3 separate regions of the Homo sapiens genome follow, and regions 1 and 3 are each linked to region 2. The links are chromatin loops, found by intact Hi-C in ENCODE. Cell type or tissue: B cell. All regions are shown on one strand.

Region 1 (4,000 bases), 830 kb before region 2:
CCGAATTATGTCACTCTGGGCTTTCTGCACCGTTGCCACCATTAACACCTGGAAGGCCTTTGATTGTCACATTAGCAAAACATGCCATAAAGCATGAGCTTCCCTTCTTCCCACAGAAACCCTGGCCCCTTTGCAAGGGGGGGAGGTGGGGCAGTGTCACAAAGGTGGCTTTCAGCCCTAGAAGGCTTTCTTGATTAGGCCTCTGAGGGGAGACTTCCACGAAGTCTTCTCACAGGAATTTGCAGCCAGTTACAGCACTGATTTCCAGCAGCTTCTAGATGAAGGACTCTTGGAACCTCTGAGCCCAGAAGGACAGTGGAGATTGGTTGCTCAAATCACCTTATTTTATAGAGATGAAAATTGATGTCTCAGGTGAAAAATTTAATTTTCAACATGAATTTTTCTGACCACCGTGTGTCAAATAGGATGCAAAATGTTGAGGATACAATGATCTCTAACTTCATCTCATTCAGAAGTGGAGACTGTCTATCACGTGCAAGATGCAGGGAACGTTTACTAACTACCACCGAATACAGCAGAGCTGTGAATATAACGACAGCCACAGGTTCCTTGTCAGGAAGTGCAAAATAGGATCACACACACACACACACACACACACAATGTCTCTACAAATAACTAAGGTAGCCAAATAATAAAATATCTACCTTTCAAAATAGCTACACATTTAACATTCAATCATGTGTAAAGTATGTTAATTTTTCTCTGCTCATTTCCTGATGCAAGTTTATTTGAACTCATCCTGTCTCCTCAGTATCATGTCTTCCTTGTCAATCAAAGCGCTCTTTGAGTCACCTAGTGCGCCTAATCTTTATTTAGGTTTGAGAGGCAGATCTTCTTGAATCTTTATAAAAGGTTGTCACTGGAAGTTTTTTCCCAAGTCACAAGTTTCTATTTACTATTCATGATCTTTGCAACATACATCTCTTACCCAATTGCGTTCCTAAAGTGGTTTTGATATCCTTGTTTGTGACAACGTGCAAGAAATGAACTTGGGAGGTCATCACCAACTCCCAATCCCCAGAGAAATAATTACACCTAAATTACATTTCTTTGCCCCCTTTGTTAATAATCCCGTTAAGAGACTTCTATGGAGATCCAATACCAATGTTTACTGAGGTTGCTTCATGTTAATGTCTCTTCTCCAAATACTAATCTGATTTGAAAAGTAAAATATTTGGGAAAGTCCTCTATAGTAGATTTTATATAGAACTAGATATGTTGCAATTCCTTATTCTCAAAATGATGTGTAGTTTTGGGGAAGACAGTTTTCCTTTTAATCTGACCTTTATGGCATAAGTGGAAGGGTAATACAGTAGTCCCTCCATTTCCGTGGGGAATATGTTCTATGGAATATGTTCTAAGACCCCCACTGGATGCCTGAAACTGCAAATGGTACTGAACCCTATACATACTACACTTTTTTCTGTACATACATACCTATGATAAAGTTTAGCTCATAAATTAGGCACAGTAAGAGATTAACAACAATAATAAAATAGAACCTTGATCACAATATGCCAGTTTCACTATTGTTGCACTCTGAGGCCATTATTAAGCGAAACAAGGTTTCCTGCACACAAGTACTGCAATACCAGGACAGTGATTCTGAGAGCTGGGATGGCTACTGAGTGACTCACAGGCCGGGAGCATACGCAGTGTGGATACATTGGACAGAGGGATGAATCAAGTGCTGGGCAGGAGAGAGCAAGGCAGCACAAGGTTTCATCATGCTACTCACAATGGCACACAATTTACAACATGATTTCTTTCTGAGATTTTCCATTTAATGTTTCCAGACTGCAGTTAACCATAGGTAACTGAAAAGTGAAACTGGAAAGTGAAACTGTGGTTAAGGAGGAAGGAGGAAGTACTGTGTGGAAGAGAGTGTGAATGACTTTTTCTAGAAGAAAGGGGATGAGTTAAGAAACTTTCCAAGGAGGAAGTGATACTAGAGGGTGAGTTAGAAGGACCATAGGTCATGGTGTTAAGCAAGTGAAGTTGGAAGCACCCCTCATATAAAGGTACTATGGGGAAATGTTAAGAACCATGGAATATCTGAGATTTTCTTTTCTTTGCAACCAGGCAAGTTAGCTATTGCAGGTTCATGAGTGCCGGCAGAAGAAATGAGACTCCTGGACCAGAGACAAAGGACCATTGTTTACAACACAGACAGCAGCATAAACTTCATGGTTGCATTGGTTCGCCTTGTTCCAACTTCTAATGGAGGCAACACAAAAGTGGACTCAGGTGAATGCTGCATGCACAGGTGTGCATCACAAATGAGGAACTCCAATCTCATGAACTCAAATCTTTTATACTAGATTGCAAGCAAACTTGTGGGAATTTTTTCCCAGAAGGAAGACATTATCTTTCTTTTACCTGGCACTTAACAAACTTACCCTCTACTCTGGAGGATGATGCTATCTATATCTTCCAAGGCTTCTTGCTATACAAACATCCTTGAAAATATAGTTATCTTTTAGTGCTTCTGCTTGCAATACCTTCAGAAATGGGAAAACCCAATGGAGAATTGACTCCCAATAGGAAAAGCAAATATACTTGAAATGACTTACTTGAGGTCACAAAGCCAACCAGGTCTACTCACAGGCTACACAGTGCACATACACTCTACTCCCGGCCTTTCCTGCTGACATCATTCTTCTGTGGGATGATTGGGTCCTCTAGATAGCATGCAAGCCCGAGGAGGCACACAATGAGGGAAGAGCCCATGCAGCAGGCAGACTTCTAAAGTGACCCCCAATGGCCCACATCCTTGTACAATACTTACCCCTTGAGTGTAGGAGCAATAGGAAGGGTATCTCTTCTGTAACTAGATCAGTTATACATCAAAGGTGAAAAGATTTTGAAAATGTAATTAAGGGCCCTAATTAATTGACTTTGAGGTAGTCTAAGAGAGATTATCCTGAGTGAGTCTGATATAATCAGGCGAGCCATTTAAAACAGGTGCCTTGTTGTGGAAAGAGCCACATGACAGAGAATGACAGGTGTCTTCTAGAACCTCAGGAGTTCTGTCTCACAACTACAAGGAGTTGAATTCTGCAAACTAACAGTGAGCTTGGAAGAAAATGCCAAGCCTCAGATGAGTTCACAGTCCTAGTAGACACCTTGATTGTCTGAGCAGAGAACCTAGTTACGCTGTACCTGGACTTCTGACTCACGGAAGCTGTAAGATAAGAAATCTGTGTTGTTTTAAGTTACCAAATCTGTGTACATTTGTTATATACAACTAATGCACCCCAAGACTGACTTCTAGTTGTTGTATATTTCTTAACTATGCTTCTATAAGATAGCAGAATGAAGACACACGTATTTATTGAGCACTATTACTTGTTTTTATTCATCTTTCTTAAATATGTGCATAGCTCATATTAATTTCAATGTTTAATATTAGAAGTGTTTTGCTCTTTATTTAGAAGTTTGATGATGTTTTTGTGATTAGAAATATGCTGCAGGAACTTAAGTCCTATTTATATCAATTAGCCTGTGGTAAAGTTGGTTTCATTATACATCATTTAGCTTGAAGTCCAGTTTTCAAGAACCTACTAGATCTGACTTTTAGAACTATATTAATATTTTGCATACGCAAATATAATTAATAAGAACGGAAGAAAAAAACTCCACATGGAATGCGAACAGAAACAAAGTAACCAAACTGCATTTCAAGTTAATAACACAACCGCACTAAAGGAAAAAAGAAAAAAAGAAATGTCACTTTTGAGAACATGTTTCTCTAGTTAATAAGTCCTCTGCATTAGAAGTTGGCAAATCTTCTTTCTAAAGGGTCAAATAGTTAATATTTCTAGCTCTGTGAGCTATATGATCTCTATTCCAAATATTCCGCCTTTGGATCCAGAAATCAGCTATAGATAATATGTAAATGGATGGGGGAGTGGCACTGTGTTCCAATCCAACTTTATGCATGACATTGAAATTTGAATTTCATATAAGTTCCGTATGC
Region 2 (4,000 bases):
CCAGCCATCCAGGGCAGTAGCTTGATCAATATTACTGTCATTTGTCAAGTGGCTGAACAGACATCTGTCTACCAAGTGAGTCTTCTCTCCTTGAGGACAGGGACGAGGCTTGCTCATTTCTGACGCGGTACCTGCCCCATCGCAGGGCCCATCTCAAGCAAGAAACTTTTATTTTTGGTCCCATCACGACATTCCAGAGTGTAAAACAGCAAGATGCACCCACCACCCTCAAAGTAGCTTGGCAAGTCGGGGCACGAGGGGGAAAAGCACTAAAATTTAAAAATGAGAAGAAATGGCCGGGCGCGGTGGCTCATGCCTGTAATCCCAGCACTTTGGGAGGCTGAGGCGGGCGGATCACGAGGTCAGGAGATCGAGACCATCCTGGCTAACATGGTGAAACCCCGTCTCTGCTAAAAATACAAAAAAGATTAGCCGGGCATGGTGGCGGGCGCCTGTAGTCCCAGCTACTTGGGAGGCTGAGGCAGGAGAATGGCGTGAACCCGGGAGGCAGAGCTTGCAGTGAGCCGAGATCGTGCCACTGCACTCCAGCCTGGGTGACTCCGTCTCAAAAAAAAAAAAAAAAATTAGAAGAAATGAAGAAGACAGCAGGAATTGTTCTCTGCCAGAGCATAAATTTCACAAGACAATGCTCCCAAACAAAATTCACTGCAAACAGTTTAAATAAACAGCTGTGACACCTAAGGGTAAGACTGAAAAGCAGAAATGACACAAAATTGGGGGTCGGAAGGCCTGGCTGTGAGTGTTAACTTCTGGCATTTACCAGCTATGTGTGTGGGAGCAGGGTATTAACACAATGGCTCTGACTGAGCCCACCAGGCTGTCATCCTCAGTGGTCAACACAACGACTAGTTTGGAAAGGTCTTTGCTCCTGGACAACACATGCAAAATCTTATTATTGTCATGACCTCCCATAGGAGGTGGCTACAGAAGCAAGGCTCAGGGTTGGCCCTGGATGTGACACCTTCAAAACTGCTCTCACCCGCAGCATCACCACTCCCTGACAGAGCCTCTCAGAAGGTAAAGTCAAAAGCCATTGTTCAAAACCTTCCCTACAACCCTTAAGGACTTAGAAAGGCCGAAACACCCTCCTGGGTTCAGTCTGTGATTGAAGACTTCTCTGGCACTTGCTCAGCTCCGAGTGATTCATCATTTCCTGGAGAGAAGCTACCCAAAACCCACTCACTGCCCAGAGAGCAAACACGATCTGTCACATCTGCCCTCACGGCAGGTGCTTAAAGGGCACCTGTGGGCTTAAGGCACATCCAAGGAGCCTGGTGATTCAAAAGCCAACCTAATATCACTCTGGGATGGGGTGCCCCTTATCTGTGTTCCTGTTATCAGCAGGAAATTACAGCTCTCAGATACAGACCTGGCTGCTGCTCGTGGGGCCAACGGATCATGTCAGGACAACTAAATGACCACCCCTGGCACCCTTCCTCTAGGGAAGGCACTGTCGGCTCCCCAGCTGGGCTTGACAGGGACGATTTTGGGGCTTCCTGCTCACTGCCCTAGCCGCCCTCCTCTGAGCACACTACAGTCAGTGTCTCAGCACCTGGGGACTCTATCTGTGGTCCGCCCAGCACTGGATAAAGTCACAAACATCACGCTGTTACTGGTGTTCGCCGAGATCACATCCACCTTGGAGGTTTACAAGACAAATGAGGATTTTCATCCAAAGCATTTAAAAACACAAAAAGCTTCTAGGAAGTGCCCAAAATGGTATCATGACTAATAAGACTTGCATGAAAATGAAATTGATTTATAAATAGTGTTAGCTTCCTCCTGTAATTTACACTTACGGCAAAGAGGAAGTCTTTTCAGAGCATTGTGGACTGATACTTAACGGCGGTTGATAAGGGTGATGAATTACCTGTGACAAAAGAGGAAGTCTGGCTCAGACTCAGGGTGATACAGGGAAAGGAACACAGACAGAAAGTCAGGCCACCTGGGCAGCAGCCCACGCCCTGCTGTAACTGGCACACACTTATAGGCAGCTGCTGCCCTCTGCCAGGTCTGGATTGACTGAGTCCACCAGCGTCCCTGTGGTTAAACTGTCCTGGCCAGAGTGCCTTGAGGAGCTTCTTAAACAGAAGAGCACAGCTCTGCATCCATCACTACCTGCTGGGAAATTGGGGACTTTCTTGGCATGCCAGGGTTCGTGAGACATTCCCGTCCAAAATACAAAAACTCACTAGAAAAGCTGGAGATGCTTTAAAAGGCCTGCAGGTCAGAGGCCCTGCAAGTCAGAGGCCTTTTAAAGGTCTTTCAATACTTCCTGACAAAAGTGATGAAAGAGCAAAAACAGCCAGCCCTGGGGTCCCGCCACCAAAGCCCTGCCTGTGTTAGGCAGGTGGGAAATTTTGCAGCTCTTGCAGTGAGCTTCCAGGGTGGCAAAGTGGCAGGCGTCTCCTCCTCCAGCACACCCCCACCCTGCTCATCCCCCTCCTTGCCCAGGGACAGGAGGGCGTTCCCATAATTAAGCTCATCTGTAGAACTCCAGCACACAGCAGACGCTCCAAAGCATTCACGACCGCAATTTCATACAGTTCCAGAAAGGACAGCACTGCGGACACTGTCAGGATGAGGTGACAGAGGTCACATGGTTTCTTGCCTCACGATTAAATTAGAAAATTCCACATTTATTCCAAAATTGGCAGAATCCATCTCCAGGCTTCACAAATTGCCAAGAAACGCTGCTTTCTTGGAACTGCCAAAATTCAAAACCCCTGCCACAGCTTTCCTAACCCCACAATTTTTGCCAACACCAGCCACCTCTAGAAGATTAAGGTCAGTTTAAAATGGCCTTGGAGGCCGGGCGCGGTGGCTCACGCCTGTAATCCCAGCACTTTGGGAGGCCGAGGCGGGCGGATCACGAGGTCAGGAGATCGAGACCATCCCGGCTAAAACGGTGAAACCCCGTCTCTACTAAAAATACAAAAAATTAGCCGGGCGTAGTGGCGGGCGCCTGTAGTCCCAGCTACTTGGGAGGCTGAGGCAGGAGAATGGCGTGAACCCGGGAGGCGGAGCTTGCAGTGAGCCGAGATCCCGCCACTGCACTCCAGCCTGGGCGACAGAGCGAGACTCCGTCTCAAAAAAAAAAAAAAAATGGCCTTGGAACAGCTCAAAAGAAAAAATGGACAAAACATATAGACAGTTCACATTTGGCCAATAATATATGAGAGAGATATTCAACCCCATTCATAATTAAAGATACAGGAATCGAAAGAGGCCTTTCAGATGGTCCAAAATCAAAGCATTTCATTAAAACCCCAGGGCCCATGAAAAGTAGGAGAATCAGACATCGTCACTCACTACTAACAGGGTCATAAATGGGGTAAGCAATGTGGCAATGCCCATCTTTTGGGGCACCTATTGGCAAACCCTAGCAACTATACCGCTGGGAACTGATTGTACAAATACAGTAAGATCCGTGTACAAAAACAGTAACTGTAGCATTAATTGTAATAGGGAAAATCAGAAATAACTTAATATCTGTATGACTCTGGCTTAATAAATTATGGGCCATCCACATTGTAAAATGGAATATTATGAGGCTGATAATAAAATGGTAGAGAGGTAGCTCCATAAATATTAACATGAAAATGTATATATAGAATGAAAACAGGTACAAAAATACTTATAATATGGACCCATTGTGGTTTTTTGTTTGTTTGTTTTGTTTTGTTTTGAGACGGAGTTTCGCTGTGTTACTCAGGCTGGAGGGCAGTGGCGCAATCTCGGCTCACTGCAAGCTCCGCCTCCCAGGTTCACGCCAATCTCCTGCCTCAGCCTCCCGAGTAGCTGGGACTACAGGCGCCTGCCACCAGCCTGGCTAATTTTTTTGTATTTTTAGTAGAGACGGGGTTTCACCATGTTAGCCAGGATGGTCTTGATCTCCTGACCTCGTAATCCACCCATCTCGGCCTCCGAAAGTGCTGGGATTACAGGCGTGAGCCACCGCGCCCAGCTGGACCCATTT
Region 3 (4,000 bases), 320 kb before region 2:
AACTTGAAACAGAGCAGCACTTTGCAGGCATGGCAGATGCCAGCATTTTCAACCTCACACTGCCAGCTGAAGCTCACCTCTGCTTTCACTTACTGGATGTGTGACCTTGGGCTCTCTCTGTAAGACGCTTAAACCTGCTTCCTTCTCTGTAAAATGTGGGTAATAACGCTTACATCTCAGAGTTGTTGCGTTTTCTATAAAGCCAGCTAAGATGGCTGACTTAGAACATTAGCTATTATTATGACTATTCCTCAAGCTCCTGTGTACTTGGGCACTGACTCTGGAGCCAGACTTCTTAGGTTCAAATTCAAGCTCTGCCAGTTTCTATTTGTGTAACCTTGAATAAATTGCTTAACTTCTCTGCCTCAGTTTCGTTATCTGTAAAATGGGGATAATAATATCATTTACCTCATTGGGTGGTTGTGTGAATTAAATGGATGAATATGTATCATGTCCTTAAAGTGGTATTCGGCATAGAGTAAATACTATGTAAGTGTTTCATAAGTGAAATAAAATAAGTGAAATACACATATATTTGTGTGTACATATATATACATATGAAAGTGCTGGCGCAACACAGGTTCAATAAATGTTGGACATGATGATCATCGCCACAAAAATCCCTTTTTTAGGACTAGAGATGAAGCTTTAGAAGCCAGTTCCTGTGTCTGGCATGTGTTGGCAGTGGAGATGGGGAAATAGGAACCTGTCAGAGAAAAAGCACCAAGGTCATTTCAGCAGACCCAGTCACTGAGAATGCTTCTGCTTGGGGATGGAGGTAAGCAGAAGGCAGACACAGAAGAGGACTCTAGACTTCTGTCTGGGCAGCACTGTAGATGGTGGTAGCTTTATTTGAATGGAAACTCCAGGAAGCATCAGATTTGAGATGAAAGAAAATGGGTTCATGTTTGGATATGTTGAGTTTGCGGTTCCTACAAGACACTTCAAGGCAAAAGAAACCCTCTTATCCAAGCAAGACCTGCACAGAATCCTGGCCAAGGTGCTGTCCGACAACCATGTGAACCGTTTTGCTTTGTCCACAACAACTCATACTCAGTATTCAAAAACACTAAAGACAATCAATAGATGTACTTGTCCCCTGCCACCTGCCTGTGAGGCCTTTTGGAGGTCTGCAGGTCCAGCGTCTCCTAAGATCAACAGCCCTTGACAATGTTCAGCCATTTGTCCTTTACAAAGTGTTTTCATGTCTCTGATCCTATTTGAGCTTGTGAAAAGATTACCATCCCTATTTTATTTATAGGAAACTGGAGTTGGGACTAGACCCATGTCTTCTCTTTGTCCAGAACACTCTTTGCTATCACTTGATTAGCACCAACTGGTAGGAACTGTTACCTACTTAACCCACATTACGTTATTTAATCCTCCAATCAACCAAGGAGACAGATGCCATCAGCTCTGTTTTCAAATGATGTAGAGGAATTTGTATAAGATCACATGGGCATTTGACAAATTTGGGATAACTGAATCTAAATCCGTGTTATATTTTTGTACTTTTTTTGGATTTTATTATAATAATGTTTAGATGATAATACAAGTTTCTTCAAGACAGACCAGTCTTCATGGGTTCAAATCCCGGCTCTGTCTCTTAATAGCTGTGGAGCTTTGGGCAAGTTATTTAACTGTGTCTCTACTTCCATACTTATAAATTGTGATAATAATGGCATATGACACAATGCCTTATAATGAAAATTAATTAAAATTTGTAAAAAGCTTAGCAAAGACCTCAAAAGTCTGTAGGCTCTTGGTTAATATTAGGTATTGCCATGGCTATAATTATGATTACCATAGAACCCATTTTCTCCAAAAGTGGAGATCAAACTTTGGACATCAGTCAGCAATAAACCAAGCTTAGTAATTATTTTCCTTTATAATATTAGGGCCACAAATTCACCTTAGAATTTCTATCAGTCAATGCAAAGAAGAAAATATGATTACAGAATACAAAAGATAAAAGAAATATTCAGTTGAGGCTCAACTAGTCTTTAAGATGAGTTTGGAGAGGAACTTCTCTCATTGTTCATAATTCAATGAACAATGAACAATATGTTCACAAATGCCCCCATTGTCAAACCCAGCCTGGTCAACAAGTGGCAATCTTTTTAGAAGTCACTGGCCCAAAAGATTCCACAAGAAAGCAGCCATGGTGGATCATCAGCATTGTGGTGATGCTCTTTTTTGTTTTTTTCCACCAGAGTTCTGGGCCTCCCTAGCCCTCAAGAAGCCCTTTCTTTCACTTCTGCTTTTTTTTTTTTTTTTTTTTTGGTTTAGAGGTTGGGCTGTAAATAATAATAATGATGATGCCAATAACTGGATAAGGTATTGGACACTAGTTGAGTATGGTTTGAGGTCCCCAGGGCTTCTTAGAGGTCATCAGTGTATTGTCTTCATTGATCTTGAGAGATCCATGGAACATAAGAAAGAGAAGAGACTTTGCAATCAGGCAGACCCCATCAGTCCAGTTCCCCACGTGTCTCAGGACCCCAGAGGAACACTCGGTTCTCCACAGTCGCATTGTGATGTCTCAGGGCCATTAATCCTCTTTATATTCCAACTTTCAGAATCTCTAAAAATACTGGGCTCATTAGAGTGGCTTCAGATGGATAAGATGCACCTTCATTTATCTCAAAATCATAATTCTCTTAGTATTCAACTCTAGTTGGTTTTTCTTGAGAGAGGCAAAACTTCTCCTTTCTACAGCTGTCTTCACTCCTGGGTCTCTCCCAAGCTCCACCATTACCAACAGGCACAGCCCCATCACCAGCCTTCCCCATAACCCACAGACTTTTTTCCCGTGGCACCTTCCCTGTGGGTAACTGCAGTTTATATATAACTCTTTCTAATCCCTGAAAGGATTTAAACAGTTGCGGCTGAAGACACTGCTTTTTAAAAAGTCATAAAACATTAAAATAAGCCTTTCGTATCTCCACTATAGATACAATCTCTCCCATCTCTGGGCTCCTCAAGCATCTTAATTCTTTTAAATTACTCATCACATCTTGCATGGTTTCATAGTTATTCAGATTCATAGTTGTGCGGTCCCTCTAATCTAAACCATGACTTTCTTGAGGCAAAACCCATATAAAATCTGTACAAGTGATTCTTAAATATCCAGGAAATGAATAAAAAGTATTTAGAAGACATCTTGGGGGTGGGAATAGGGCAGTGAGAGAGGGACTTCTCTCTGAAGGAGTTCCTCATATAGTGGGTGAGACAGATACAGGAGCATGATTATAGTTCAGATTTACAAACATCATGATAGACTCAGTAACTGTAGGAGCATGGAGAAGTGCTCAAAAGACTTGGGCAAATGAATTCTTTATAGCAAGCATAATAATAAAAAGGACATGAGCAAGCCATGAAAGGAGGCTAACAGGAAGCACTGACAGTTAATACAATACTTGGTTAATACAGCCCCCAGGAGAAAACGGAAACAGAGTGCCTTGTAGAGCTCTGAGTGTCAAATCAAACACACCAGTTTACAGGGAATACAAACGTTTATCCTTGTCTGGTCCTGCTTTTGACAATACTTTACCTAAGAGACACTGAGTTACACAATGAAGAACATAACAGAAATAATAGTTTTAAATTGTAGAAATGACAAAATTCAAGGGCATGTTTCTGATCCCTTTGGGGCAAGTAAATACCCATGAAAAACTGAAGAAATAGAAAGCTGGTGTGGATGTGGAGAAACTGGATTATTCATGCATTGCTGGTGGGAATGTAAAATATTGCAACCAGGCTGGAAAACAGTTTGCTATTTCTTACAAAAACAAATGTGCATCTACCGTGCAACCTATCAACTGCGTCTCAAATATTTATCCCAGAAAATGAAAACATGTTTGCATAAAAGCCTGTGCACAAATGTTTATAACAACTCTCTTTGTAATAATCCAAACCTGGAAACAACCCAGGTCTCCTTCACCTGGTGAATGGGCTAAACACACTGTGGCACACACGCACCATGGAATACCACTTAGCA

What was found. Hi-C counts contacts between places; a loop is a spot of excess contacts. Peaks named below come from ENCODE experiments on the same cell type or tissue, not always from the same donor. Only the 100,000 strongest peaks of a DNase experiment are listed, where the experiment ranks them.
Region 1: it touches region 2 in a loop (4-fold over the local background); 1 of 110 quality-filtered maps calls a loop at or near these places.
Region 3: a loop joins it to region 2, with 3.0 times the contacts of the local background. A loop is called at or near these places in 1 of 110 quality-filtered maps.

What each region holds. Positions count from the first base shown.
Region 1 is chr2:12,586,111-12,590,110 of GRCh38, reverse strand. No RefSeq gene overlaps it. Among named protein-coding and RNA genes, the nearest start is that of TRIB2, 130 kb to the left of the region's middle. In B cell, no CTCF peak of the experiment used is centred here; a DNase peak (open chromatin) is centred at 1,850; H3K4me3 peaks cover 501 bases.
Region 2 is chr2:11,751,561-11,755,560 of GRCh38, reverse strand. All of the region lies in intron 1 of LPIN1 (lipin 1), which reads right to left. Among named protein-coding and RNA genes, the nearest start is that of LPIN1, 6.9 kb to the right of the region's middle. RefSeq lists an enhancer at 1,557-1,766. In B cell, a CTCF peak has its summit at 2,093; DNase peaks (open chromatin) are centred at 750 and 1,890; H3K4me3 peaks cover 1,263 bases; H3K27ac peaks cover 1,821 bases.
Region 3 is chr2:12,069,776-12,073,775 of GRCh38, reverse strand. All of the region lies in intron 2 of MIR3681HG (MIR3681 host gene), which reads right to left. Among named protein-coding and RNA genes, the nearest start is that of MIR3681HG, 65 kb to the right of the region's middle. RefSeq lists an enhancer at 2,039-2,158. In B cell, no CTCF peak of the experiment used is centred here; a DNase peak (open chromatin) is centred at 2,325.